2 separate regions of the Mus musculus genome follow, and region 1 is linked to region 2. The links are chromatin loops, found by intact Hi-C in ENCODE. Cell type or tissue: left cerebral cortex. All regions are shown on one strand. Each heading gives the region's core, and the rest is flanking DNA. Links, peaks and the distances in the headings are about the cores only.

Evidence for each region. Peaks named below come from ENCODE experiments on the same cell type or tissue, not always from the same donor. Only the 100,000 strongest peaks of a DNase experiment are listed, where the experiment ranks them.
Region 1: it touches region 2 in a loop (2.1-fold over the local background); 2 of 42 quality-filtered maps call a loop at or near these places.

What each region holds. Positions count from the first base shown.
Region 1 is chr4:66,399,557-66,402,480 of GRCm38, reverse strand. The region is part of intron 1 of Astn2 (astrotactin 2); the gene reads left to right. Among named protein-coding and RNA genes, the nearest start is that of Astn2, 3.5 kb to the left of the region's middle. In left cerebral cortex, for the core only: a CTCF peak has its summit at 1,224; DNase peaks (open chromatin) are centred at 510, 981 and 1,190; H3K4me3 peaks cover 1,197 bases; H3K27ac peaks cover 388 bases.
Region 2 is chr4:66,330,330-66,333,253 of GRCm38, reverse strand. The region is part of intron 1 of Astn2 (astrotactin 2); the gene reads left to right. Among named protein-coding and RNA genes, the nearest start is that of Astn2, 73 kb to the left of the region's middle. In left cerebral cortex, for the core only: no CTCF peak of the experiment used is centred there; a DNase peak (open chromatin) is centred at 1,746.

The DNA.
Region 1 (2,924 bases), core at 111-2,610, 69 kb before region 2:
CTAGTGGAGGCAAAGCAGGAAAACTACTGGTGGGTTCCCGGGAGACTTCCGGTGGCAGTATGGCTCAATCTCAATCAATCTCTCTCTCTCTCTCTCTCTCTCTCTCTCTCTCTCTCTCTCTCTCTCTCTCTCATGCAAAGGACACATAGACTCATGTACACAGACTCACAGTAGTGTTTTTTTATGTGCACCCATGCAGCTCACGTCTGAGGAAGTCGGTACAGAGGGTCTAGGTGGAGTTCTTGGGAGCACCAAGCTCCCTCAGGCTTGAGTTTGTGTATGTATGTTCTCTCCCAATATACAAAAGTGATCTCCACCTATTTCAATCATGCCCCTTTCCGTCCATTCTGACATATCTCCCCTTCAAGATTTTTGAATATTCATCCAAGTGAGGGAGAAAGAGTGCAGGCCTATGAGTAGTGTCTCCACTGTCAGTCAGAACTCCAGAGCTTTCCAGTTCATCAAATATGTGAGGATCAGGGCCAGCTAGATATAGAGGTGCCCGCAAATTTCTGGAGCTAGCAGTTCGTGCCATTTTAAACTTTGGCTTTCAAGAGGATGACTACCTCAGTAAAAGTCAACAGAATCCTGAGCTGGAAGTTTTGAGCTCCTCGGACAGAATAAGATTGAGAGTCCCTGATACTCTCTCCATTTGGAGCCTTGTGCTAATGCGCAGCCGGGAGCTGGGTGATTGGAGAACTTCTGCCCCCTAGAATGGCCTGATACTTACCTCTTTGGCTGCACTAAGCTTTTTTTGTACCCACCCAGGGATCTGGGTTCCCACCCCCACCCCTCTTCCCACCCCAGAGTCCTGCATTGGCAGCTCAAGAGCTCCCGACAGGGATTTGGCTAGCGAGGTACTCAGCAGATGGCAGGGTATAGCAGGAGCTGTGTAGGGAGACGTGGGCTTTTTATTTGTGTTGGTCTTAGACTGTTTGCATGTAAACATGGAGTGCACAATGAGCTCGGAGAGGGCCAGGCTGGCTGGCAATGAGGGCTGGTGGCAGCACAAGGAGGGGGTGGGCAGTGTGAGTTATTTATGCTCACCTCTTCCCCAAGCTTGTAAGGCAGCGCCATTGCACCTCTGAACCTTTACGCCTGCTGTCTAGCATTTGCTTCTGGACCCTTAGGTTAGATTTTCACCGCAACTTTGTTTTTTTTTTAGGGAGGGGTAACAGCTGTGTGCACAAAATCGGGGCTCAAATCCTGCCACTAGTGGGGAGTGTGGAGCCACCACTAGGGGAGGATGCTGCCTGGCAAAACCTTCCCTGCCATGTCTTGGGTCCTGGGCTCAGAGTTGCTGATTGTATTAATGGCTGCAAAAAATACAAACACCTAGTTAGGGACCCTTAGTATAATTCTCTGCACACATTGTCTAGCATCCTTAGTCACTAAAGTCATCTTTTCTTATTTCATTCTGTTTTTTTTTTAATTAGTCTTATTAGCTTTGCTATTGGTAATTCTTGAGGGATTGAACTCATTTTCTTTAGATCCCTTCCTTTTTGTATCTACATTCTCCCATTAAATCAGACCTGCTTTCTGTAGAAGGGAGTTCATTTTAAATGTTTAAGATCTCCCAACTTTCAATGTCTGGACCTCTTATTTTGAATCTGATTATGTCAATGGCATTGACAAAGTAAAATGTCCCTAAAAGTGATCAAAGAATAGCAAGTAGTTATTGAATCTTTAATGTCATGCTGGGAGTATTATTCTTACCATGCATTATTAATTCACACAAAATAATATGGGAAACGAACTACTGCTATCCCATTTGGTAGATGAGGACACGTTCTTAAAGACTCCAGTAGAAAGTGGAACTATAAGTGTAGGATTGGAACTGAGATCTTAATCTCTTGGATGCTTATATTCTTGGCAATTGTCAAGTTGGCATTCTGAACAAAGTGTGCTATTTATACTGGACAAGGTATTGGATAGAGAAAAATTCTAGTCATCAACAAGAAGAAAAAACATCTTTGTAGGGATCACCACTGTGTCAGTGAGCTGAATAGGAGGGTTTGAAAGTGATACATGAAGTAAATAATAAAGTCCTAGGATTCTGGGATGTCAGCAGCATACTGCTCCATGGTTCCTATGAGTGCGGAGATGACGTGACATCAGGGAAGAAAGTCATATCTATAGATTCTAGGAAATTTGTGGACACTTTGCATAGCAGAAAAAAATGAGCTTATGTGCATTGAAGATTATAGAAGAAAATTTGAAGGAACTTTGAATGCTAAAATGTAACATGGGAACTTAGTGCTAGGATCTAGTAATCTCTTCTATGGCTCACAGTGACCTTGAATAGGTCATTTACTCCTCCAGAAACTCAGGTCTCTGTGCTTTAATATGAGTGGGTAGATGAGCCCTAAAATAATTCTTTAGTGTAAAGTGTCTATGAAGTTGAAGTGCTCTGACCTACTCTGCCACTTTGACTCACTCCTTGTGCTTCTCACTTCTGTTTTCCATTGTTGGTAACATTGGAATGTTGGTAAGGATAGAAGGGCTTCTGAGGTGAACCTGTGTGTCACACAGTCCTTGTCCGCTGCCAGGTAACCCTGCAGTCTGCACCTGGATTTAACTTTCATGCCCACAAATAGGGAGATGTAATCCTTTCTTCTGTCCGTGATAGTCAAGAGGCCACAGTGTTTACAGCCTCCCCTGATTTAGTCAAAGAAGAACAAAAAGTGCTAAATCTGAGTAAACATCATTTCTGTGTAATCTGCTCTAGTGTGTAAACCTGACGGGACAACATTGCTGTGAATAGCCAGTAGGGATGTGAAGAAAGACAGTCCTTGAGCCCATCTTTAAATGCACCTGGAAATATCTGGCAAAATTCTGATGCTAGATCCCTGAAAGGATATTCCTTGCAAGAAACTGACCAGCTTAGGTGGAAGAGAAATATATGATATAAAATGCTAAGGTGA
Region 2 (2,924 bases), core at 266-2,765:
AATCTTAACACTTAAATACTAGCAAGGCTATACAAACTAAGAAATAGCTAGGCTAAAGTCCTAAGATAAGGTTTCCTCTTCGCATCAGCATTTCTCTCACATTCTATTCCTATATATTCAGAAAACAGATTCAAAGAAGGCTAAAAATTATAAATTTTTCCCTTTGCAGTTTCTTTAATGTTATGGCCATTATTAAATAAAATAAAATGTATGTGAAGATAAGGACTGTGAATGACCCTCAACATAGATTTGATAACTCAGATGCCTATGCAATGATTACCATGTGAATGCTATATATAGTGTGGGTATGCTAGATAACCTATCTCAGATGGAATGAAATGAAATGACATTACACTTACTAGTAAATGGTGCTACTATTTACTAAGAATAGTAAATGGTCAATATTCATGAATAGTTTATTTCTGAAACTTTTTATTTAATAGTTTTTGTCTCTGTGACCACAGGTAACTGAAAGTAGAAGGATGTATTATGAGAAACTGCCATAGTTAACCATCTTCCTGCTCCTCTTTTACCAGTTCTATTTATCATCCCCTTGGGACCTGGAACCTTGCATATGTATATGAGTTTCCTCAGTTGTTGATGAACTGGTGACTCTCCTTGAGCCCATTTGCCTATCTCTAAGTAAGAACCGTAAAATATAAAAGGGAGATTTTCATTTGACCTCTGAGTATTTAATGTGTGAGAGGTTCCAGGTTGGTAGAAATAATATGACCAAGTGTCACAAATCCTTAGAGGCAGATGAGAGCCCATATTTCTCATTAAACTAATAATTTCTCTCAGGGGAAATACTATGAAAATCAGTACATGGCATTTAATGTCAACTGAAGTGATCAGGAGATGCTGTCTTGGCCTTGTGTAGCTCTTCTTGGGCCAGATTAGATTTTACAAGAGTTAGTAATTGCTTTCTGAGGTCAGACCTATGCTCTTCAATCCAGGGTGAGAAAGATGCTTGGACTTTGATTCTAAGGAAGAGTTGCTATCTGGTAATGGTAGACTGAAAAGGCCAGGTGTTCCTATCCAAAATGGCTTTGATGTTAGAAAAATCGTCACATTTACTTTATTGAGAAGATATTAAGTAGTGTCTTTTATAACTTCTATGGTCCTTAGGAAGTTAGACAATGGAAGCATTCAATTATTTCATGTGACCCAAAACTTCATACAAGGTGACTTCACACCTAAAGGTGGTGTCTTTGGTTCCCTCAGAGTTACCCAGATGAGCCTGGCCCACAAGGTCACAGCAATCATGAACTAGCAGAATGTCAGAAGCAGACTTATTGTGAAATCATAGCTCTCTTTGTGAGCTTTCTGCTTTAGTCGAGTTCAGTAGAGTGGATTTTTTTTTTTTTTTAGAAATTCTTCCAACAATTTCACCATACAATTCTGTCAAAAGTGTCTCACACATTCACCTTTATTCTTTATTTGCAGAGGATGCTGGGAAAGCAAACTCATTCTTTATAGGAAAAAAAAACCTGAAACACATTTTTAAAAAGGTGTACTGAACAGCTTGCACTATCTGTATAGTCAGGGAAGGCTTCAGGGTGATGGTGAAATACTCCTAAAATATTACCGAATAACAGTGTAAGACTTGGGCTCAAGTAAAGGAAGATCGGCCTCCAAGCACAGCTTTCAAACAGGCAGAAGACTGGGAACTTGGCTTTACTTTGTTTCTGTTCCTTTTTAAAAATGTTGTAAGACTGGGATCCCAGTGGTAAATTCTACAAGGAGAGTGAGATATAAAAATGATTGGCAGATGGGATCTTTGATATTGAGTGGGAGTTTGCACTTGACTCTCAGATTTTCTGGGTAGATATGAAGGGTTGTGAGTGGGAGTTGCATGATCCAGTATGCAGATTATATTTCTTCATATTTAGTAATAGGTTTGCTGTCATAGACTTAACCTTAATTTTTTGTTACTCCATTCTCTAGTTCTGTACAGGTGTCTGTGTCTTTCTCCAAAATGTTCCTCCTTGTTTCTGATAAGATGGGCAATAAGAACAAATAGTGTTCTCCCTTCATATTCTCAACTCAGTTCCCATAAAGAAATTCTGCTTTCTTGAGATTTGAAAGGCCTGGGTGAGAGGATACACAGGGAGCCCACACCCACTCAGAGGACATGGGGATGGGTGATGGGGAAGGGATTGTGGGAAGGAGTAACCAGGAGGGGGCAGTGACATGAGCAGGATGGAAAGTAAATAAATAAAATATAACATTTTAAAAAAGAAAGAAAGAAATTCTGCTTTCTTCTCTCCACTGACCAACATAGGGGATACTATCAGGACAGGATACACTGTGATGACGAAACTGATGTTTAACTTGCAAATTACCTCCACTCCTTCTTTACTGCTGGACACAAAGGACTCACTGCTGGCTGTGTCAAGCCATCTGACTAGACATTTGCTTCTCTATGACAGGCTTTCTCTGCTTGGAATCCTTCATTGACATGCTAATGGTCTTAGCAGCACTCTTAACAGTGCCTTGCTAGCATCTGTTTCCAAGCCTTATTTCCCACCTGCCCGGCATGCTCTGACACCAAACCAAAGGCATCAGGGCTCAGGACACTCAGTTCTCTATGGTCCTGAGCATAGGTTTCCCCTGACGACAGCGTCTTTGTTTGGTCTGGCTTTTTCTCTTCCAGACTGCCTTACAGGAATAATTAATCCCTCTAAACATTGTCTAAGCCACCTTGTGTTAAAAAAAAAAAGGACTTGTAATTTTGTAATTCCTATAAATTTATAGAAAATGAGCACAGATGAAACACTGTTACCATTTTTTTGTTTTTGTTTTTGTTTTTGTTTTTGTTTTTTTCAAGACAGGGTTTCTCTGTATCGACCTGTGTGCCACCAAGTCCCGGCTGCACTGTTACCATTTAAATATGGTTTGTGTCTCTACTCCCAATTCTGCTA